Linked DNA regions of Homo sapiens: region 2 is linked to region 1. A link is an interaction called in ENCODE POLR2A ChIA-PET data of the cell type or tissue named here. Cell type or tissue: OCI-LY7. All regions are shown on one strand. Each heading gives the region's core, and the rest is flanking DNA. Links, peaks and the distances in the headings are about the cores only. Region 1 overlaps MSI2 (musashi RNA binding protein 2). Region 2 overlaps MSI2 (musashi RNA binding protein 2).

Region 1 (12,268 bases), core at 2,907-6,906:
TGGAAACTCCAGAGTCTCAGAGGACCTGAGTCTCCAACGTTGAAAATAACACCACCAGCTCATGTTTCTAACATTTGTTAAGTGCTCACTCTGTTTCTTAGCAGGATGCTAACAACTATGTGTGCATTAGCTCATTTAATCCTCATGACAACCCTATGGGTTAAAGACCATCATTATCCCCATTTTACAGATAAAGAAAGTGAGGTGGGAAGAAGTTAAATGACCTGCCCAAGGTTACCAAGCTAGTAAACAGATGAGCTGGGTCTAATACCAGACAGACTGAGTGTAAACAACCTATGCTCTTATTAGCAGGCAATATGCTCAGCCAAGGGGGTATGAAAACTATACAGTCTGAGGGCCAAAACCAGCAGCCTCCTGACTTTTGTAAATAAAGTTTTATTGGAATATAGCCACAACCATTCATTTTCATATTGTCTTTGGCTGTCATCGTGATAGCATGGCAGAACTGAATGGTTCTAGGAGACCATCTGGGCCACAAAACTAAAAATAGTTATTATCTGGCCTTTTGCAGAAAAAGTTTGCCAGCCCCTATACTAAGGAGTAAACAATAGAGATTCTCAACTTTTCTACCTATGTACTCCTCCTAAAGGCAAAGTACGTTAAGGGACAGCCCAGAATGACCAGGAACTGATGCAGCCAGAAGCGATCCTGAAGTGTCTGCAAGTATCACAGTGTTTCAAAAAAGAATTATGCAAATATTGCATTCTGTGCCATAATATTTGTTCTAATATAAAATATTTTAGACAAACTGGCCAGGTGCGGTAGCTCACACCTGTAATCCCAGCACTTTGGGAGGCTGAGGTAGGCAGATCACTTGAGGTCTGGAGTCCGAGACCAGCCTGGCTAACATGGCGAAACCCTGTCTCTACTAAAAATACAAAAATTATTCAGGCGTGGTGGCACACGCCTGTAAACCCAGCTACTTAGGAAGCTGAGGCAGGAGAATTGCTTGAACTTGGGAGGCAGAGGTTGCAGTGAGCTGAGGTCGCGCCACTATACTCTAGCCTGGGTGACAGAGAGGAAGGTCAGAGTGACTTTCCTCAAAGAGGTACCATAGTAATTCTTCCCCCGGCCCCGCCCCCAGACGGAGTCTTGGTTTGTCGCCCAGGCTGGAGTGCAATGGTGTGATCTTGGCTCACTGCAACCTCTGCCTCCCAGGTTCAAGCAATTCTCCTGCCTCAGCCTTCTGAGTAGCTGGGATTACAAGCGCCCGCCACCACACCCTGCTAATTTTTGTATTTTTAGTAGAGACAGGGTTTCACCATGTTGGCCAGGCTGGTCTCAAACTCCTAACCTCATGATCCACCCGCCTCAGCCTCCCAAAGTGCTGGGATTACAGGTGTGAACCACTGCGCCTGGCCATACCATAGTAACTCTATGGCACTACAAACAACTGGTCAGGGCCACCCCAAAGAAGATCACCTCAGGATAAACAGCTTAAGTTTAACAACAAACCCAGAGTCCTCACCCAGGAAGTCTAGATTTGAACCTTGGGCCCCACTGCTGTTGGGCTAAGGGGTCTTACATAGTCATTTATGCTCTCCTAGTCTTCCTTACCTAATTTTAAAATAGGGATAATTATCCTACCTCACAGGGCTGTTGGGACAATTACAAGGTAAAAGATACATGAACGGTTCGGGCAAACAGGAATCCCTAAATCTGAACACAAATACCAACTTAGTTGAATGGAAAGCAGTGACATCAATACGTCCTCCCTTTTTGCTAAGAAAACAAGTCTGTTGATAAAAGAAATGGGTTGCTCTTATTAAAGAATAAAAATCGGCTGAGTGTGGTGGCTCACGCCTGTAATCCCAACACTTTGGGAGGCTGAGGCAGGCAGATCACTTGAGTCCAGGAGTTTGAGACCAGCCTCGGCAACACGGTGAAACCCTGTCTCTACTAAAAATACAAAAAAATTAGCCAGGCATGGTGGTGCATGCCTGTAGTCCTAGCTACTTGGGAGGCTGAGGTTGGGGAATCACCTGAGCCCCAGAGACTGAGGCTGCAGTGAGCTGAAATCGTGCTGCTGCACTCCAGCCTGGGAAACCATAGTGAGACCCTGTCTCTAAATAAATAAGTAAAATAAAATAAATAAACAAATAAATAAAACTGTTTCCCTATCAGAGAATCTGCAAGCTCCCTTGCAAACTACTCCAGCATTTCATCTCCCTGTTGCTTTCCATACCCTTGTCATTCCATAAGAAAGCTGGGAATAAGATCAGGAAGCCCGTCTCTGATCATTCCATACTCTCACTTATTTTTCCTTAAGTGAAAAACACCTTAAATTGTTTTGTCAATACTAACACTCTATAAGCAAATCTGAAAATATTTACCTCTGCCGCCAATTATAAAAGATGGTTAGCGACCTCGACAACCCAAAATCTCTAATTTACAACTAATCTACTTTCACAAATTACATCTTCTATAACAGACCACCTAAAAACGACTTCCTGTAAACAAACCACTCTGCTGGGTTTTCTTTTCTTTTTTTTTTAATTTAATTAAATCCTTATTTTGCTCTTTAACTACAAGAAGCTCACTTTTCGCTACATTGGGGCAGAATTTTTTTTTTCAAGAGACACAGAAATAATCGCCAAATAGAAGCCCAGAGGGGTGCACAGACAGACAGACTGTGGGTCTGTCTGACCTGCCTTCAGCAGCCACTTGCTCATCTAACACTTGCCGGCCTGTGCTCACGCAAGGCCCCATGCTGGCTGTTTACCCAGCAGCTGGATTAAATGAAGAAGGCAGAATGTAAACAGGTATGAAGTTAGTGTTCTGGAGCACGCAGGAAGGAGTATTTAAATCTCCTTGGAGGTGGTCAAGGAAGATGCTGACCCTTTTAGAGTGTCAGGCCAAGTGTCTTGACTTCTCCAGACTCCGCTTGAAGGTGACCAATTCATTCTAGTTTGCAAGGCCCAAGTTCCTAGAAACCCCCTTAGTCACAGGCAAACCCAGACAACCAGTCACCCTACCTGCATCCTGCCCAGGTCTTCTCCCTACGAGGAGGAATCATCATAATATTAAGTTGGCCTGTGGTGCACTGGCTCCCATACTCCCCATTTTTTTTTTTTTTTTTGGAGACAGAGTCTCACACTGTCACCCGGGCTAGAGTGCAGTGGCACGATCTCGGCTCACTGCAACCTCCACCTCCTGGGTTCAAGAGATTCTCCTGCCTCAACCTCCCGAGTAGCTGGGATTACAGGTGCCCACCACCACGCTCAGTTAATTTTTTGTATTTTTAGTAGAGACAGGGTTTCACCATGTTGGCCAGGCTGGTCTCGAACTCCTGACCTCATGATTCGCCCGCCTTGGCCCCCCAAAGTGCTGGGATTACAGGCGTGAGCCACTGTGCCTGTGCCCCACACTCTTTCATCTGTCTCCCACGCACTACTTGTACCAAGTAATCATCAACATTTCATGGTAACAGCCCCTCCATCAGATTCTTCCTTCCTGGAAACATCAATGGTCACACAAACGTCCCACAAAGAAGAAAGGCCCATCACCTAGGCTGCAGAAGGTATGAGTCCTTGTGGCAAATCAAATCCCACTTTGCCAGTAACTCGACTTAGGAAGACAACACAAAATGGAGGAAGAAATGGAAGCAGCATATACAAATTCAATCTATTCCATCTCCTATTTATTTTATGCAAAGTTTTCCTGGTCCTTATTAATGCCGGCTTTCCCTCCGCCATTTAATCTCTGCTTCCATTTCATTCTTAGAGGCCTGTGATTATTCTAATTCAGCATTTGGATGACTTCATTTCCACTCAAGTACACCCAGGTCAACTTGGATAGAAAAGAAAGAGGAGGAGAAGAAAAATAATCAGCTAAAAGCTATTAAATATCAGCCGTGTGCCTCATGATTGGTTTTAAAGGCAGTGGTGAGGTTAGCAACAGTCAGAAACTCAACCCTTTTGCCTCTTCCTGCATATTAACATTTTTTTCTGGGGCTCTCACTAATATGGCTTCGAATGTAAATAAAGTACAGATTGGCAGCCCACTTTTAGCTAATTCACAAATACCAAGTCTGAATATACGGAGCTGTAAAAATTTAGAGGGTGGTAACTTGACAAATCTGGCCGGTCTACAGAGAGACTATTTCTAAGAGGACAAAAGAAGAAAATAAAGAAAGAAAATGGAAGAAAAAGAAAAGCATACAGGACCTGTGTAAGGGGGTATCCTACGGAGGTGGGGGGCGGGTGGGAATCTCCATATCAATGTTCACTCCACCGAACAACAGAGTTCGATTTCAATGCCAAGTCTAAATGAACTGCGCTTTCTCCTCCATAAGAACCACCCCTTGCACCCACTGGCACAAGCTTGAACCATGATTTCTGGTACACTTTCAGTTCCCACTGAACTACATCTAGGGAGAAAAAGGCTTTATTTTCTCCTACTAACAACTCCATTGTTAAGTGACGTCTTCAGAGGGCCCAGGAGGACTCTGGGAAGGTGAGCTGGTGGAAGTACTTCATACCGCCCCCCCGCCCCTACCCACCCAGGGCTCATTAACTCCTTTGTGCCCAAGGGCTCCCCTACCGCTGGCTCTCCTCTCCTTGCCGCAGCAGAAAAAGTAAATACAGCTAAATCATACCAGGAAATGCGGTCAAACAGCAAAGCTGAAGTTTGAGCCTTGTTCTTCTATTCGGCCTTGTTCCTCTACCTACTATGCAAATGCACATGGCATTTGATTAGCACAATCTCAAAGTTTTCCCAGCTTGCTACCCAGAAGGCATCCTAGTTTTCTATTTGTATATTTTAAAACACTGTTAACGAGCAATAATAATGTCTGATGCCTTTGCCTAACAACAGCTGGCTATATTTTATATACTAAGAGGGAAATGGGAAGTTTTCCTAGAAACCCAGTATTTCAGAATCTCCTTTTTGAAGCAAAAATACGAAAATTTAAGAGAAGTAACGTTAGGGTGCTCAATCTTTAGAACTCGACAACCTTACTGGCTTCAGCCGAAATCAGTCTATGGAGGAAAAGTTCACCAGGAAAACACAAAGTTGTTTAGCAGGAGGGTTTACCTGCAAAGCCCCAGGATCATATTACTCATGGGTAAGGTTTGTTTGCCTCTGCCACCTGGCCTAGAAGGTGGAGGAGGCAGAGGAAGCAGGATTCTCCTGTCTACTCGCTGTGCTGTTTCCCACTGAGCAGCTTGGCCAGGGGTCAGGGGGCAAATAAAGTCCCCTCCCCTTATGACACACTTCCAGAGGGAGATGCTGACACAAACCAGGCAGAAGATTAATAAAACATGGGGACAGTGTTGGCTTTGTTCTGGGCTATTAGAGGAAGAAAATTTAAACACAAAAGTAGCCTTCAGCCAGGGAAGAGCGTGCGCATGGTCCTTCCTGGTCCAGCCTACAATTGTCGTTGAAGAAGGTCTGAAGGGCAACACCCAGGCTCTCCAGAAAAAGGTGGAGCAGAGGACAGGGTGAGGCCCGGGAGGCTGACCACTCCCCGGGCAACCCACCTACATGAACCACTTCAGAGGACAAAGCCTCACGGGAGCTCAGATGTCCACAAAGGACACACAAGACTTTTGTTTTCCAAGCCTCCTCTGAGAGAACCACACTGCACAGAGCTCTGTTTATCTACGACACACATTTAAAGCAAGAAAACACTACCTGAGGATCACAGTCCACTCTCAGGCTTATTTATCTTCTCACAGATCTCATGCCTTTTAAATTTCAAAGGGCTTTATGAGACTTTTATTCCAGGTATGACTCTCCTCACACATACAGTATCAAAAGGGGTGTCTGAGTGGGGGCCATGAATGCAGCTTCGCACCTGCACAGAAAACCCCGGAGCTGGGAGATCGCAGGCACCCAGCGCTTCCTCGGGCCTCACTCACCCACAATCGCCCACGCTGGCCGGATAAACGGGAAGGTCTCATTACATTAAAAAAAACAATTCACTCTTGTTTTCTTTTTTTCTTCCCCTAAAAAGCTTTCACACACCATTCTCCAGAGCTCAAGTTAACTTTTATGGGCCCCCACACAACCCCAATCCGACACAAAGGGCTCCAAGGACCCTTTCACCTGGTTTCCACAGCGATCTCCCACTTTGACGAGACCTCAAGAGCTGTAACTTTCCACGCCGGTTCCTGGAAGGCCTTTTCTTCCCGGCCACCACAGTGAGGGGCTGGCACAGGAAGGGGTTAAAGCCCTCATGTCAAACCACAAACTCAGGCACTGGCCCAGAAGGGACATGGGAACCAGAGCAGCCCGTGATAAAGGCCGGATTGTAGCAGCCCACTGAATTGGAAATGACTTGTAGGCCTAATGAAACAGAACTTTGGCAGTAACACAGAATGAAAGGAATGAGACAATAAAAGGCAGGAACAAAGGGTGCAGAGTCGTTTCAGCTTAGCAAAATAAGCTCACTTTGTTGTTGGGGAAAGCCAAAGCCGATTAGGATAAACCAATGACTAAGCATAAGTCTTCCAAACTAATTACACAGTTCACCATGTGAAGTATAATTGGAAGCCTCCAAATGCGGGCTGCTTTGCTTTCACAGGAGTTCTAGAAAGCGAGAATTACCTAGCGAGCTCGGCACTGAGCTGCCCTATCATTCCCGGGAACAGCTGAAAGGTGCGGAACGGCTCCATCCGGGACGAAGCGGAGAATTCATTAAGTTTAAAGGCCTCTTTTTGATCTCCAAAATCCTATAAGTGAGAATTTAAGAAACCGGTACTTGAAGGAGGGGCCTGAAGGGGAGAAGGAGGAAGCCCGTGTGTGTGGAGTTTCTTTGATCCAGTGCATTTTAATTACCAGGCTGGGCTCTTCCGGGTGGCTCTGCCGGGAGAACAGTGCAGAACAGGCCGCCTCGTCGCCAGGGTCTACACGGGCATATCTGGAGCATCATTTACCTGCCATTTTTTGGAATGGCCTATATACATCATTCCTGTGTGTATGGAATCAGGAACACAGATAACGTCCACTAAGAAACCCAGGGCAGTAAAACAAATTACTGTATATCAACGTTTTTGACAAATGAACAAAACCTGCTCCTTCTGAGAAAGATGCTGCTTGGTGGTAAAGTGGGAGGTGGGGCTTTATAAAAGTAAAAAGAGGCGAAGGGTAGGTTGTGCACAAACAAGTGACTATCCAGGCTCTCCTCAGCATGGGCTGAGTGATCTTGGAGAACTTCCTCACCTTTCTCAACATCAGCCTCACCACCTACATAATAGATCTGCCAACCATCTCACTTGACACCCTTGAGAAGCACATTGTAAAATGCATTAGAAAGCTTAGCACCAGTAACTCCAATTCAGAAACAGCGCACAGTAAAAGGATCTTCATAGTAAAACCTGGACCTCAAAAATTCCGAGTGTCATTAATTACATCTAGCTGGTGAAATAGGGAGATGGAAATACTATAACAGTTTTTCTGGCTCTTACTCATAGGATGAAGTTCCAGTTTATAAATAGTGGCTTTTTCCAAATAAAGAATCCCTTCACTGTCCCTGCGTCATGAAGTCCCAAAATAAACTCTAACATGGTTTAGACTGCTGATTATATACCATGCTTATTACTACTGACAACGTATTATTTTGGTTATAGCCTATAGATACCTTAGATTATAATCTATCCATCCTATTAATGTTTGAATACTTTCTACATTACTGACTTTTCAAGCTTAAAACTAACCTCAGGAATAATTCAGTCCAGGGGTCAGCAAACTATGGTCCACAGACCAAATCTGGTTCATCACCTGTTTTTGTAAATAAAGTTTTATTGGCACACAACTACATGCATCTGTTTACCTGCTGGTGATGGCTGCTTTCATCCTACAAGAGCAGAAGTGAGTAGCTGCAACAAGGACTACATGGATTGCAAAGCTGCAAATATTTAATATCTGGCCCTTTTTAAGTTTTCCAACCCCTTCCCTGAGAAGAGAAGCCGAGGCCAGCAAAGGAACAACCCATCAGGCTGTCCCAGGGAGGTCAGTCCACTGTTAGGCCCAGCATGAAGCCCTGGAGTATCTGCTGCCTTACCCTTCTCCAAGGACAGACAACCCCGGAACAGCTACCCAGGGGTGGGAATGCCATCTTCACCCCTGGGTAGCTCATGGTGACGTGTGGATTCTGCCAACCTGTTAGCTGTTAACCTCAGTTGGCAGAGTCCTTATGCCAGTGGCCACGCTTCGTGACCTGATCTTAAATATAAACAAGTAACAACATCTCTAACCTTGGGGAGAGGGGGTGTGTTTTCTGGGAGGAAGGTGGAAGAAAAACACAAAAGGGTTTACAAGCCTCCAATTTAAGTTATTTAAAGCTCCCGGTGTGTCACTCTGTACCCACTCCACTTACAGTAATGACATATTTAAACTCCCTTAGCTCAGCCCCTTGATAGCAGTCTTACCCATCTTGATTGCCACCTGAAATAAACAGTTGGAGAAGCTGCCACCTCGGGCAGGATGGGATGAGGGAGAGGAGAGAGGAATGACGGCAAGGAGACCTAAAAAGAGAGTGGTACACCTTGCATGGAAGCTGTGAAAGGAAAGTTCTAGACTTGGAGGAAAAGGAAGTAGGGTATGAATTCTGGCTCTTACACTGTCTTACCTGGGTGACCTCTGCTGACACTCAGCCTCCCTGGCCCTGACTGTCTACCTTCGCCAAATAGACTGGAGGATACCAATATCTGCTGCACAGGTAAAATGAGGTGATGAATGTCCAGGTCCCCAGCACTCCGGGGCACACTGAAGGGCACAATATCTTCCTGTCCTTTGCATCTTGCCCATCGTCAGTCCATCTTGGGGACTGATCAGCAGTTGGCACAGGGTGCAGAGTTCAGATGCTGTTATCAGACAAGCCTGGAGGGGGAGTCCACACCCAGCTCTACCTCCTGGAGAGCTGTGACCTTGAGTCCAAGAGACAATCCCATCAAGACCCCACTTAACAGTCTACAACATGGAGAATACCACTACCAGCCCCCCAGAGAAAAATTAAATGAGATAATGTGAGTAAATGGCCTGGCCTAGTATCCCACACTTTGCACTCGCATACACCTCATTAAATTGCAGTTGGTTAAAGAGAGTCAAAAACAATTTCATACAGTTAGAAATGTGTGTGCACAGGGGGTGTACACATGTGTGTGAATATACTTCATGCAAGTGTGTGTGTGTGTGTGTGTGTGTGTGTGTGCACATTCATTCTGTTTCCTTCAACCAGAGTATAAAGTACCGAAGGGGAGAGGCAGTCTGTCAATTTACCTGTTACCTCCTTTCACAACCACTGGATTTAATCATTGTAGTGCTCCCAAGGCCCAGCAGCAGAGTCTCCCTGACTTTGATCATTCTGGATTCAAATAAGTTATGCCAGAATCCTGAGAGGTGGTGAGTCCTGCCCAAGGGGACACACACAGTAACACAAGCCACCAGCCAAATGAGAAATAAGCCATTCTGCAGACAGACACAAATAATGCACAGAACCTATGTATGAAAAAAAAGCTACTAAAATATGAGCATTGAAGAGCATTATGGCTTTGATACATTCAAAAGCCTCTTTGGTCTTTTAATAAAACACTTGATAAGTCTGCACATCCTGCCAGAGTCCACAAACATTACTGCAAAATTAACTGGGCAGCTTCAGACCCAGCGAGTGCCATGCCAGGGAAGATGGTTTGTGACTGCTTCTCAGACAAAAGGACAACTGTTCTAAGGGCAGCAATGGTGGCCACTGTGGGCATGGCCAAAGCTTGCAGTGTGTCTTACTGGAGGCATACTGGGTCACAATGATAAGTGTTAATGAAAAACAACAGAGAGAGAAACAGAAATACAGAAAGGAAGAAAGAGAGAGAGAGAGACAGAAAGAAACCAAGGGTTGGGGACGTGCAGAGATGTGCTATGTGTTGGCAAGTAGAAGCCTGTCTGGAATACTCTAAAAGCCCATCTGGGCAGCACCGACTTTTCTGACACAAATAGGCCCATGAGATTCCAAGGCAGGTTATGGCTCGAAAAAGAAATCCCACTTCATGTTTGCAAACACTACCCCTGGACTTGTTTTAAAAGCAGAAAGATAGCAAAGAGGGCTCACCCTCCAGAGCTTTCCATTATGCAAGCCGGACCTGTCTCATTTAATTATTTCCAATCCCTCTCCCTAGGCAGGGTGGGGCTGGGTGATGGACAAATCCCCCTTACTGCTTTACATCAGTCTGGAAGAGAGAAGTGCTATAACGTACACAGTCATCAACACACTTGGCTATTCTTTAGACCCAGCCAGAATGAATCCATCCCCAGCTGACAATACCAGAAAGGGCCATGGGGGAGGCCTTTTCAAAACCAACCTGGAAGGGCAGCTCAGAGCCACTCAGAATGCAAGGCTGGGCTGGAGGAGGCTGGCTTCTCTTTGTTGCACGGTCTCCTATCCAGGCAGAAATTAATACCAGAGACAAGAACATCTCCATTTTGAGGCTGAATAAAGGTCATGGCCCTCATCCCAGACAGTAGTTCACAAACAGACACACCTGGGGACAGGGTCATAGCTGCCTATCACCCTGGGCAAACCAACAGCACAGAACCTTCAGCCTGGCCAGTGGGTGGCTGTGCCTTTGTACCCATGGCAAGCACGACACCCATCGTGGGAGGAAACAAGTGATGGAGCTTAGCACGGGCACTGTGTCTTCTCAGGACGCCTCAGCAGCTCTCTCCCATGTCAGCCCTTCAGCAGGGAAGACCCAAACCTGTCAGGAGGAGACTGTCCCAGACCTGGGCTCCCACGCGATGTCCACAATTACTCAAAGATGCAGGACGCAGCCTCCTTGAACCTGCCATTTCCACAGGGGCCAGAGGAGGGTGGTATACACAAAAGCCAACAAGGGTCAGCCCTCCTAAGGCAACAGGGCCATCTGAGGAATGTGTCATCCTCAGCAAGAACCCACTCTCAAGGCACCATCTCCCTTCACCCACTAGAAAGAGGCCGAATTAAACACCTCACCCACGGTGACATGTCCTATCAGTCGGTCTGACTCTCTATCATACACACACCTTCTCACACTCTGTTTCCTGGCTGCTGTGGGGCTCTTGGGTTGGTCCCAGCCTGTTCCAGAAGCAGAGCCCAGGGGGTAATTTTACTGCTGTCTCACAGACATTCAGGTCAGAGAATGCTGACAGGTACAGGCCTCGCATGGTTTCCGAGTCTCCTTGGGCATTTGACAGGGGAGGGTTCAGCTGCAAAGGGCCCCAGGGAGACTCAGCTCTCAATGCATTTTCCAAACAGGCACAGAAGGGAGAAGCCCAGCACCAACCTGCAGGCCTCTAGCAGCTTCCATGGGAGCTCCTGCCCTGCGAGTCACAGCCCCACATCCCTCCCCAGCTGCCGTCACCACCAGCTCCCAGCCCAGGCCCCGTGTGGCCAGCAAATGCCCGCAAAACTGCACTAAAAGGCCACTCTGTCTGCTCCTGCCAGCACGTGGGACATCACACCAAATGCAAGCCAGACTCTTCCATCTCAGCTTCTGCTGAATTTCACTTAAATCATGATGGCCAGGTTCAAGGACAAGGTTCTTGAGGACACAGCTGTAGCAGGGGCGGGGGCCACGGTAGCCTCTTCTTAGGACTGATGAGGCTACTTCTGGCATGTGCCATCCAACCCCATCCAGCGCTTACCTTGCCAAACTGCTCGAAATATTGCTTTACATCTTCCACTACTGTGTTCGCAGATAACCCGCCTACAAATATTTTCTTTGTTCTTGTGACCATCTGCAAGAAATGACAAGAGAAAGGCATGGGTTAACCAGGTTATCTAAAGCAGGGCTCAAGAGGCTGCTGAAACAATCTGCTCTCCACATTTCTCTAGGAAGGCAATTTTAGATATATTCAAGCTGCATGGCGCGGGCGTTTAGATGTCTAAGGATGCTAGAGACAGTCACTCTGCATATCTCAGGCATTCAGATGGCAACCTAAAAGCTTGAGTTTCATACAGACACAGAGACTTCAGAACCTCATTAGCCACAACACGCAACTTCATTCTGATGGACTAGCAAAAAGAGAAAAATCACATGTCAAGCTATTTTAAAGCTAAGAGACGTGAACAAAACAGACCCAAATGCATAAAAACTGCTGCCCAGAAACCATCCACAAAACCTGTCAATAAGAAATGCACACGATTCAAAAGTACGCACAGGCTGTCTACGCTGAGCTGTTTGTGCTTGGTGCTGGTATACGTCTGCAAGCAACACAGACGCTGACCTCGCACCTGGAGACCACCCTGCAAGCTTTGTCCAGGATTCCTCCTCCT
Region 2 (12,268 bases), core at 5,489-9,488, 230 kb before region 1:
TGGCTAAACCCAATGTTGCTTCACCGAATCCAAACACTAAAAAATAAGCAAGCAAAAGAAGAAACTGTCACCCAGAATGTAGGAAACATGTCCTACGAGAGTTTGGAAACACCGCCATCTGTCATCCTGGCTGGCCCAGGATGCTCCCACCTCCCGGGCAGACCAGCCTGATGCGACAGGGCTGGTTCTTTTCAAGGAAATCCACAGCCCTGACTTCTGTGCAGAGAAAGACAGTGGCTGGAGGCTGCAAAGGGGAGAGAGTGGAAAAAAGGTGGATGGCACATGTTTGGAGTGGGAGGACCAAGGGACTCACATCAGAACAGGGGGTGCAAAGAGGAGGAACAATTGATAACCAAAGGGACACACTTACATGATCAGACTGTCACATTTTGATTTGAAGGAAGATGTATTTCCATTTGAAAAAAAAAAAAAAAAAAACAACTTACCCTGGCGTCCTTGGCATTTAAAATAGGAATCTGTTTTAAACACATATTTTTTGGGAGAAAGCCTGACATTCCCAAGGGTACCAACACATCACTCCCATGGGGACCCCCAGACAGAGAAGGTTGCGGCTGCTGGTTGGGGAAGGGGGTGCTGGGGAGTGAGTGTATGGCCTGGGGGGGCAATGTCTCGCCCTCAGCTGCAGCTGGGAAAATGACAGGCACGTGGAACCTGTCATCTGTCCCTCCGGAGAGGGGCCAAATGTGAAGGCCAGGCCTGCCTGCTGGGAAGGGTGAGAGGTTGGTGGCTCAGGTTGGTCCTGTTGCCTAAAGGAGAGAGGTCCTGCAGTCAAGAGCCCTAAGGGTGTTAGTTCCTAAAACACAGGGATGGCACAAAAGTGCCCCAGATAATTTTTAATACAACTGCTGTTTAGCTTAATTTTAAAAAAGATATGTATGTAACTCTTCAGACTGATAGGACTAAAAGGAAGGTGCATCGCAATGTCAAACCTTTGTTGAGGTTTCAGAAAGTGTTTCTGTCAGGACACCTCTGACTGGATGAATGGCTTTGTGGAAGCATAAAATAGAAGTTAGGCAGCACCCCTGGGAAGCAACAGAGAAATCCTCAGAAGAGGCAAGTGCGGAACCAGGGGGCCCAGCCAGGAGCGGAAGGTGTGTGTCTGTCCGCAGGTTCCCTGCAACTGGGAAGCACTCAGGAAACACAGCGGAGCACCTGTCCCACCCCACTGACCCAGCAGAGGACCAGGAGTAGGGAGAGACCTCTCCCTGCCTGCCCACAGCGGGGCCCTTCGCAACACTGGATCTTGTTTTTGGCAAACAGATTCTGCGGCTTGAGAATAGGCTTTGGTCTCAACCTCAACCTGTCTCCACAACAGAACGTGGTGTCTTGGGCTGCGGAGGGAGAGCTCACGCCTTCCTCCAGTCTCTCTGAGAGGGGGCATTTTCATCCCACTCGTAGGGGGTGCTCCAGGCCCACAGCTGAATTCCACGGAAATTCCTCCTGCCTCCCCTCTTCCAGTAGGGTACCTTTTCAACCTGGGCTGCAGCCAGAAATCCCCTGTGGAGCTTGAAAAATACAACCTGGGCCCTACCTCCTGAGATTCTGATATAATCTGTCTGAGGTGCAACCAGGGCAACAGAAACTGCCAAAGCTCTCCTGGGAATTCCAACTTGCAGCTGGAGCTCAGAACACTGCAGTAGGTAGTTTGTGTCCTGCGACTCTCTCAGGGGGCAGGAAGCAGAAAGCTCTATTTGGGGACTTTGGCCCAGTAGCCTTCTCCCTGGGCCCATTCTACCGCTGAATCACTAAATCCCTCCCCAAAGAGGGCTGGGGCCTAGCATTCAGTACCTGCATGCAGTCACCCAGAACTTCCGCAGTGAGCTGCAGCAGAACTGATAACTCAAGACCCATTCTCAGCCCTGTGCCCTCCCAGTAAATACTGAGTGCTTGCTACAGGCCAAGCTCGGTTCTAAGCACTGGAATCATAGCAGTGAACAACATACAGTCTCTGCCCTCATGGAGCTTAGAGTTGCTAGCTGTGGACAGCAAAGGGGCTCTATTTATGGGACTGGGGTCCCAGGACAGGCTGCACACAGATCAACTGCCCAAGGAGAGACAACTGGCTAATGGTAAGCTGGGCCTGGGCTAAAGGAGGCCGTGGCTCACTCTTCCAGGAAGAAGGTGGGGGACCTGTGCTTTGGACCCCTCTAGGTTGGAACCAGGCATTGGCTGTGTCTGCTCTAGGGTCTTCTAGCTGAGCTCAAGGACCTGGGCGTGGCTACACCAAATGCCACTTGAAGATAGAGAGAGCACTCAGAAGACTCAGTCCTCAGAGATGGGAGTGCAGGAGTGGCCATTCCAATGAATCCTTTTCTCCAAGATCAAGTGGCAAGAGAGAAAGAAAATGGAGGTATTGCCATAGCTATGATCTTGACCTACCCCCAAAAGGTCTCACCACTTTGATTCAATTCAGTTAAAAAAAACTACTGAGCTGGGCCCTGGACACATGACCAAGACACAAGTAATTCTTTCTAGTTACTACCCATTGAGGTGGAGGCAGGGGACAGATCCCTGACTTCAGAGGCCCTGGAGAGTTCCAGCCTCAGGCATCATTGGCCTGACCATCCAGGGCCTTGGGGATGATGTGCATTTTGCTGCAGTGCTGGCCAGACAGCTAGCATCAAGAATGGCTGACACATTACAAGGGCTCCGACGCTGGCCCCCAGCCCTACAAGGACACTTGGTTCAGCGTCACTCTCTGGCCAGCAGGACTTCAAGGGAGAGAATGTCCACATGGAGTTTATTCTGAAGCCAGCCCTTGCTACCCTGTGCCAGCAGCCTGTGGCTCCTCAATAGGCCAGGGACACCCACTTCCCCACAGAACAAACATCTATCTGCCTATCTTTCTGAGACCCAGACTGAGACCTTCAAAGTGAAGGGATTCTAGCTTCAAAAGAGGCATCAACAAACTATCTTGACAGTTTTTCTTTCCAATCACACCCTCCTCTTCCCTAACTTCTCATAACAATGGCAATTTCTGATTTTGAGCCACTCTCTCATCTACCACCAATGAGTGTCAGGACAAACTACGAATGTTCTGACCATTGATCCTTCCAGAGTTCCCTGTTCCGATGCTTTTTACACTTCTCCCTGTACCCAAAACTTCAGACACCCAACTGCCAGAAGAGTCACAGTTTTGCTTCCTTCCAACAGGGTCTCTTGCTGAGCCCCTGAAATCTTACACTCTCTCTGGGTTCCTTCTCCATGCCTGCTTTCTCCCCAGCTTCATGTCACGTGGGCTTTTTCAATGAATCCGCCACAGCAGGATCCTAGACCCCAGTCCAGTGGCCCTCACCTCTGCCAACCAGGACAGCAAACGCTCAAGTCTTGAGCGCTCCGACTTTTTTTGCTGAAAAACTCCAGGTTTCCTACTTTGGCCCCATCACTAGCTCAGTGATTAGATGAACATCTGTGATCTTAAGTTCCCTCCCCTAGATGCTCCACCACTTCTGTCTCCTGAGTGACGTTGTTTCAGATGTTGAAGGGCAGACACCACCAACCCTTTTACTGCTAGACTGTGGAGCAGTCAGGGAGTCTCAGGGGAGAGCCCAGCATGGTGGGGAGGAACTTTGGCTCAGGGCAGCAGCCATTTACCAGCTAGTATAGAAATACCTAAAAATGTCAACAGCCAGTAGTTTATACCACTACACTCTAGCCCTTGTTGAAAAGGTGGATGGGAGGACGGCCTTCTCTATTCCTTACTTTCCTCACCTGTAAAATGGAAGAGCTTGGTTTTGATGATGAGAAAATAGTCATTACACTAATGATAACACAACAGCAGCCACCATCTGAGCACTTTTCATGGCCACAGAGCGTCCCTGCATCATCTCAGTGAGTCCTTGCTATAACACCACAAGAAAGACATTACTATTCCCATTTAATAGATGAAGAATTCTAGGTCCAGAGAGGTTAAAGAAAATAGTACACAACGGTGGTTAAAATCCCATCTCCCACACTTAACTAGTTGTCGGACCCAAGACAAGTTACTTAACTTCCCTCTCTGCCTCCTTTTCCTCCTCTGTAAAACCCAGTTAATGACACCTCCTCCTAGGGCTGCAGTGAAGATCAGTGATTCAGTGAGATGATGGCGTTGGGCGCTCAGCACGGTTATCTGTTGCTTGGTAAGTGGAATAATAACATTTATTTCTATTTTTATTATTATTGCCCAAGGTAATAACTGTAGCGGAGCTGAGAAATCCCTTTGGTGCCTTCCTATTCTAAAATCCTATTAATTTACATGGCATTTCACATCCAAAGGGCTTTAATAGATAACATTGATAATTCGCTTGTGAGTGATGGGGTATGTCTTATCTGAAGTGCGAGCTTAACTCTGGCGGGTTAATCTGACAGCAGGAGGCAAGGGCTTGCGGAGGGCCAGGGAGAAGCAGCTGGGGTGGCCATCGCCCTGTGAGGTGGTCACCACAGGCATGAATGCGGAGCCTGGAGCCCCAGTGCTTGTGCTGGTCAGCTGGACTGATGGTTCCCAGTGCCCTCCTGCCCTGATGTGCTGCCCTTGAAACAGGGTCTTGCCCAGCTCCCCCCACCTCCTCTAGGAGGGGCTGGACCAGAGGAGCCTTCCTGGGTCCTTCCACCAGAGTGGAATCCTGTTTGCTGCTCTGTTCCCAACAAGCAGGCAGGGGCCCACCTCTCATTCACCACTGTGTCCCCCGCATCTAGGGCAGGGCCTGTGACATAGTGCTTGGTGACTATACGCTAAACACCTAAAGGAAGGATGGAGAGATGGATGGGTGGAGGAGGCAGGATAGACACAGGGGGATGGGGAGAGGTGCTCCTGGCCTTACCTGAATCCCAGCACCTTCAAAGCTGGTCCTGGGTTTCAGGAGAAAGACTGTAGAATCCCTAAGCAGGTTCCCCACTAAGGGAACTGTGGGGCTGGCCTCACACCTTTCCCTGCAAAACCAGGCGTGCCCTGGGGGCAGCCAAGCATCTGCTCAGACTCAGGGTGGGGCAGCAGGACCTCAGTGGAAGGAACAGGAGGCTACACTTGCCTCTCCCTTTCCCACCTCAAAGGCAGCCAGCCCTGGCCAGCTGGCATCCAGAGCCCACTGGGGCTGCACAGCCGTATGCATAAAGGCCCCAGTCGGGGAACAGCCTCCTATGGCACAGGTGGGGTCAGCATCCCCGGCTCACAAAGCATGTGTCCGGGATTCCCTGGGTTTGAGAAGAGTGGCACTGGCTTCCCAATGCCAAAACCTATTGTCCAGCTGTCTCAGCCCAAGTACTAGGACAGTCTCTGCCCAGATGGGGAATCCATGGAGGTAGGAATGCGAGGGAGGGAAGACACATCATGTGTTTGGGCCTCCTGCTGGCCCTCTAGGTGGAATACCCTCCCTCATCATCTGCCTGGCGAACTTCTGTGCGTGCTCCAAAACTCGGCTCGGATGTTGCCCGCTATGGTCTGAATGTTTATGTCCCTGCCAAAATTTATATGTTGACATCCTCACTCTCAAGGTGATGATATTAGGAGGTGGGGCCTTTGGAAGGTGATTAGGTCATGAGGGTGGAGTCCTCATGATTGGCATTAGTGCCCTTATAAAAGAGACCCCAGAGAGCTGGCCACCTCTTTGACCATGAAAGGACAGAGCAAGAAAATGGCAGTCTACGAACCAGGAAGTGGTCCTCACCAGATGTCCAATCTGCTGGTACCTTGATCTTAGACTTCCCAGCCTCCAGAACTGTGAGAAATATAACTTTATGTTTTCTTTTTTTGAGACAGGGTCTCATTCTGTCACCCAGGCTGGAATGCAGTGGCACAATCACAGCTTACTATAACCCTGAACTTCTCGGGTCAAGTGATCCTTCCGCCTCAGCCTCCCAAGTAGCTGGGATTTCAGGTGTGTGCCCCCATGCCTGGCTAATTTTTTAAATATTTTTTAAATATTTTGTTGAGACAGAGTCTCACTATGTTGCCCAGGCTGGTCTCAAACTCCTGGCCTCAAGAAACCCTCCCGCCTTGGCCTCCCAATGTGTTGGGATCACAGGAGTGAGCCACCGTGCCTTGCCAATTTATGTTTTTTATAAGCAACTCACTCTATGGTGTTCTATTACGGTCACCAGAATGGACTAAGTTTTCACCCCTTCCTGAAGGCTGTCCAGCAGAGTCAACGGCTCCCTCTGTACCCTGTGCAGCTGCTCCAATCACTCAGGAACACATCTGGCCGCACGTGGGATGCTCCTTCAGGCTCTGAATTCCTTGCACCCTTGCTCAGCAACTTGTGCCCCAGGAGGCCCTGTCTCGGGTCGGGTGCTGATGACCATTTCCAGCTCTCTGCAGAGAATGTGCCTTTGCCCCAACTGAAGTGACAGAGAGCAGAGGCAGTGACCCAGCTGGGTGGGGTCTCTCAGGGGCAGGGGATTCAAGCTGACCTGGGCTCTGCAAAAAAGTCTCTGTGCAGGATTCCTTTCAGCCTGGAGAGGAGAGGGTGGGGGGACACATCTTTGCCTTCTGCTTTGTCCTTGGCTGCCAGAAGGCACCAGCTACCCGAACCTCAGGCCTGGCACTGCTCTTTGCCTAGAATTTCACATGCTGAGTAATTTTCTGTTTTTCGTTGTTGCTTTGTTTTTTAAGTTGCAGCCTTTCACGTGTTTTTGCTGATGGAAATGAAAACTGAAGGGCTTGAAGAAAGGTGATTAAGTTCCTGCTAGCAGACTTAATGGGGACTTTGCAAGGCTGGTGGTACAGGGACCTAAGCAGGTGGGGAGTGGAGGAAAATGAGATCTGGTGGGCACGGGGCCTCAGTCCACAGAGGACGAGGTGTGGGGTCACCTGCAGCCTCCCTCACTGTAGCTGCTGCCATCCTGCCATAGCTGGCGGGGCCCTCTGCTCCTTGGGCCGGGTTGCCTTCCTTGGTCATGACACTAACCTTTTCTAAAGCACTAGATCATTCCCGGTCCGACTAACCCTCTCAACAACCTGTGAGGAAGGATCAATAGCCTGATTTGACAGATGGGGAAACCGAGGCCTAGAGATGGCCTTATTTTCCTGGCAAGCTAAGGGCAAGAACTCAGTATCCTGGCTTCCTGCCTGAGGACACGGGGCTCTGGGCTTTGCCATGGGGAGCTGAGCGCTCACTTAGTCACATTTCCGTTTATTTATGCAGAGGAGCTTCAAGAGGCACAGAAAGCTGATCGGAAGTGAAACCCACAATTCTCGTCAATTCAGATTGCTCCAATTCATTTCTGCAAACGTTTATTAAGTGCCTATTAGGCACCGTGCTCTGCTTTCATCTGGGAATAGAGTCAACTCCTGATTTTCCACGCCGAGGGAGGAACGTGGCAACATATCCACAGCCCCGACGAGCCTCGTGCCGCGGTCGGTCTGGGTTTGGGGTGTGCCACTGAATTTTACTTCTCTGTCTTCTTTTAAAGCAGCAGACATGCTTTCCTGTCTAAGCTTGCCTTTAATATTCAAATGAGAGGATAGGCCCCAAGTATACACAGGGCCAGGTGGCGCAGGAGTGGGCTGGCCATGAGGGAGCTCGCTTGTGATTTGAAATCTGGCTGTGGATCTAATCTGGGAAGGGGTAATCCCCAGAGACGAGGCTCAAGGGCTGAAGGGATGTTCAGATTAGAGGGCTGGTGATGAGACAGATGTGTGGGGGCTGCTGTGTCAGGAGGGCTTTTCTTGACAGGGAGCATTTCTGTTTACAGTGCTGCAGCATCTAGCTGGGGTCCCTGGACGCACGAGTCCATGCTTATGGCAGCCTACCTGGGAAACTGACTAGCCTGTCTTGATATTTCAAGATCTGTGTCCCTACTAGCAAGAAACCAGCCATTGCTCGCTGGTTGGGCTCCATTCTGGAAGCCAACCAGAAGCACTGCACCAGGCAGAGCCTGAGGGTCTGTCAGGGGTCCTAGTGAGGGCATTTCTGGGGCAGGAGATGAGGAAACAGTCCCTTAAAAACTGAAGCAGGAGGAAAGAGGGAGTTTCAACTTACAGGAAAATGAGGGGCCGTCCAGGCAAGCCTGGAATCGCCTCCGCAGACAAGATTACAGAGCCTGGGGAGGGGAACTCTGTGCTCTCACTGAACTAGGCCAGAAAGAGCAGGACACAGGAGACGCCAAGGCAGGAAGCAGCTCCCTGAGCGCACCCCGGGGTCTCGCCTCTCCTGAGTGGGGACTGACCGCAGAGGTCTCTGCCACTTGGGTGGGCTAGAGGAGGGGGTGGATGGAAGGGCTCTGAAGTTGCTCCCCCCGGTGGCCCAGGTTACCACTCCCAGCCAGGGTCCTAGGCCTTGAGCATGGCAGCTGCAGCATTTTTGAATGTTTTGCAAAATGTCAATGACCAGACAGATCTGGCAGGTGAGTGACAGCAGGTTCAGGATGCAGCCCCTTGCCTATGGCCAAGGCTTCTCTCTCGGTCACCTTGCTAACGCCAGCTCCTCCACCTCCTGAGAACTTGGACCCCTTCACTCTGATTTCCACATCCAAGCCCTACCCCTCAGGCTAAGACGGACCACAAGCCTCTGCCTTTGCTCAAAGACCTGATGACTTGACTGAAGCTTACCTTGCAAGCAGCCCTACAGACAATGGACTACAGCGGCTTCCCTCCAGAGGAACAGGATATCCCTGAGCTAGCAGATCCCTCTCCTCAGACACCAACCCTCCCCACTCCCCCACGTATCTTTTAGAGTGATGGAAAATCACCTGGCGCCGAAGAACCATCATTGGACAGGAATATAGAAGGCAAGCTACATGGCAGACAGGCCGTGAGTCCTTCCTGGTACAGCAATCGGCCACATCGCTAATCACAGCCGTCCTTTCTGCTGAGCTAGGACTTGGCCTCAACATCATTCTGAAGCCAGTGCTCCAGGAATCCAGTGCTCATCAGTCAGCATCAGGACCCGAGAGCAAACCTGTTTTCCGTTGCTGAAGAGGTAGGAGCACAAACTGGCACTTTTATAACCAGAGTTCAAGCTCAGCAGGCTGGGGAAGGGTCTCCCTGCCTGGGGAGCTGTGCTGCCCCTGCCGTTTGCACACAGTATCCTGGGAGGGAGGTTTGGGCACCAAGCCATGACACGTTAGCTTGGCCTCCTGGCCACCCCGAGTGCTCTGTGGCTGAGGCTACTGTTGGTTGCCAAAATATTGGCCCAGAGGCCTTTTGGCGGTTAGGGCCATAGAACTGCATAGAACTGCAGGGCTCAAAGAACCACCAGCCAGCCCCACGCAGGGAGAGAGGGATGGAGCCAAGAGAGGATGAGGTGGAGAGGAGATGGGGTGCAGAGAGAAGGGACAATCCTCCAGACTCACCCTCATGGCCTCCCACTTCTCCAAACCCCTCTGACTCACTATGGAAGTTCGACCACATCACTTCTGTATGTGAAATCATCTCCAAGTACTTCACGTGCTTTGGGGATCAAATTTAACTTCCTAAACTTGACTCAGGAGGCCACCATGGCTCCAGCCTTGTAGATCTCCTCCCACCCAAGATGCTTCTGCAAGCTCCCTGTGCACTGAACTACTCACAGTCCCTGGGACCTGCAATGTTTCCTCTCTCAGGTATGTAGCAGAAATTGCTAAGTGTCTACTAGTAGCCGTTCCACTCTGCTTTTTTAGTACCAAAATCCTTTATTTTTATCTGAGCACATGGCTACCTGGAAAAAAGACACCTCTGAGGTTTCCAGGCAGCTGAAACTGGTCATGTGACCAAGTTCTGACCAATGGGATCTAAGCAAAATGTCCTGCATGACTTATAGGAAGCATTACTAAAGGGAAGAGATGTAGTCTTCTGGGATGAACATGTGATGGCTGGAGTTTGAGCAGCCTTCTTAGACTATGAGGTGGAGTCTTATGCTGAAGAGAGTAGAATGAGAGTAGAGAAGAAACCCAGACCATGAGTATTATGGAGCCACATCCAGGCTTCTTTTACATGAGAGATAAATGAATTCTTATTTTGTTTAGTCCATTATTATTTTGTGTCTTATTACTTTTGTGTTTCTCTTCTTTCTTAAAACTATCTGATTCAATGTCTAAGCATGTCATTTCTCTGTCTGGGATATACTTCCTTTCCTTCTTTACCTGGCTAATTCTATTTGGCTTTTTGAGACCCAGTTCTGGTGTCACCTTCTCTAGAGGGCACTCTGAACAAGCAGCCCACCCTTGCACCCTTACAGCATAGAGAGCTTCTCTCTCTCTCTTTTTTTTTTGAGACAGAGTCTCACTCTGTCACCCAGGCTGGAGTGCAACCGCGTGATCTCAGCTCACTGCAACCTCCGCCTCCCAGGCTCAAGCGATTCTCCTGCCTCAGCCTCCCAAGTAGCTGGGACTACAGGCACCCGCCACCACTCCGGGCTATTTTTTGTATTTTTAGTAGAGATGGGGTTTCACCATGTTAGCTAGGCTGGTCTTGAACTCCTGACCTCAGGCAATCCACCGGCCTCGACCTCCCCAAAGTGTTGGGATTATAGGTGTGAGCCACTACGCCTGGCCAGAGCTTCCCTCTCTCTAGTGAAGTGCCTGTCTCATGATGTTCAATTGGTCTTATCACTGCTTCTCTCTCCCTTGGGTAGCCCAAAAGCATCTGAAGGAGTCAGTCTTATTCATGTCCAGATGTCTGGTACCTATTTCAGTACCTGGTGATAGCAAAATGAAGAGGGAAGAGAGGGAAGGAGGGAAGAGAAAGGATGGGGCCTGACGGTGGGGAGGAAGTCCTAGCAAGTCTCTAGCTTCACGTAGGAATCCTGTATCATTCCTTTCACTGATGACAGATCCCTCATGGGGGATAAAAATGGGAAAACCACTCTGGAGAGCTGACTTAGTAAGAACATCAGTGCCCACTATTTCTAAAACTTCCAATTTTATAGCATTTACCAACTTACAAGGCACATTCATGCACATGTTATCCCTTAATTGTAACAACTCAACTAACTAGGCACTTTCATCATCTTCAGGGCTTGGAGGGATACATGACTTGCTCAAGGCCACATGGCTACTAAGTGGCCAAGTGGGACCTGGAAACCAGGTCCTCCGGCTTCATATCCAAGAACATTCCCACTGTCCACTGGTGCCTCCTCTGCCTGCAGTGCTCTGGGGAGTCAGGAAAGCAGGCCACGTGCACAACCACACACAGGCCCGTGGGCGCGAGGGTAAGACGGCGCACACACCTAGTGCACAGATGTGAGGGGCTCCAGATGTGTGTGGCATTTTCACTTGAGAGGGGAGCCGTGGCGGAGGAAGGAGCATCGGGGCGATACTGTGCAGCTGGCGCATGCAGATGCTCTGCCACTCTGCTCAAGGACAGACCACCTCAAGCAAGTACAGGGGATGCCAGGAGGCAGGGAGGGCTGGGAACAGGCGGCAGCCAGGGGGAGTTCGCATGCTTTTAGAAACTGCACTAGGCTGTCATCGGTGCTGGTTATTCAGTGCATTCACCTCCCCCGGAGCGAGAACAGGACACTGTCAGGCTAAGAGACGGCAGCACACAGTATGTCCATGGTAAACAATTTATTTTTCTACCTCGGTTGCTTACAGGGGAAAAAAAATAAAACGTCATCAGGGAGAAGCACAGATGAACTATTTACAGAGATGAAGAAAATTCACAATGGCTAAAACGTTTGTGAGGCAAGCATACTAGGACAAGTTCACCAAAGCAAAGCAATTCATAGCAAAACAAAATATGGAGATGGGGAAAAGCCATACAGATTTGTTCTTTGAAAAAAATAATACTCATGGAAAAGCCTGCAGGAAAATAAAAGGAAACTAACCAATTATTACATCAAGCATCTTTAATGAGATGAGCCAAACTGCACATGTAGGGTCTCAAGGACAATGACATTCAAATGTATGGATTCACTCACATCAAATGCATCAAATGGAAGCGTGCGGGTCACTTCTCACAAACTACCAGCACAGACAAAGCAGTGACTCTTGAGGGTCCAACTGAGTGGTACGTCATTATTCCAAGAGAGTGGGTGTATTTCAGTTAGGGAAATGAAGGAAGTCAAGCCATGGGAAAAGATCCTTCTAAGGGTGATGGGCAGGAGTGCCAACCTTGAGATGGGGCCTGATCAGGATGGGCCCCCTGTGTTCCACCCCCTCCTACTCCAATGGTGCCAGCAGGCAAGGCCAGGCCAGCACAGGCAGGGAGGCGAGCTGGGGAAGGCGGGGCCCACTGTGGATCGGTGCCCACCGTGCCTGTCATGTGGCAGCACCTGGATGACTCCACTGTCCCTTCTCGAAGACAGACAGGCTTGTGATTATGCCAACAGCCACTGGCCCCAAAAGACAA

Evidence for each region. ChIA-PET counts read pairs that join two places held together with the same protein. Peaks named below come from ENCODE experiments on the same cell type or tissue, not always from the same donor. Only the 100,000 strongest peaks of a DNase experiment are listed, where the experiment ranks them.
Region 2: POLR2A ChIA-PET joins it to region 1 with 8 read pairs; 2 of 35 experiments call an interaction of 5 or more read pairs at or near these places.

Annotation. Positions count from the first base shown.
Region 1 is chr17:57,400,841-57,413,108 of GRCh38, reverse strand. It overlaps MSI2 (musashi RNA binding protein 2), which reads right to left. Exons shown (of 14, transcript NM_138962.4): 6 at 11,638-11,730. Among named protein-coding and RNA genes, the nearest start is that of MSI2, 150 kb to the right of the region's middle. RefSeq lists enhancers at 1,896-2,397, 11,335-11,845. In OCI-LY7, for the core only: no CTCF peak of the experiment used is centred there; a DNase peak (open chromatin) is centred at 4,598; H3K4me3 peaks cover 821 bases; H3K27ac peaks cover 1,379 bases.
Region 2 is chr17:57,632,385-57,644,652 of GRCh38, reverse strand. All of the region lies in intron 10 of MSI2 (musashi RNA binding protein 2), which reads right to left. Among named protein-coding and RNA genes, the nearest start is that of MSI2-AS1, 30 kb to the right of the region's middle. RefSeq lists a silencer at 1,227-1,376 and an enhancer at 4,810-5,612. In OCI-LY7, for the core only: CTCF peaks have their summits at 8,045 and 8,247 (motif pointing left); DNase peaks (open chromatin) are centred at 7,142, 7,472 and 8,242; H3K4me3 peaks cover 2,160 bases; H3K27ac peaks cover 3,501 bases.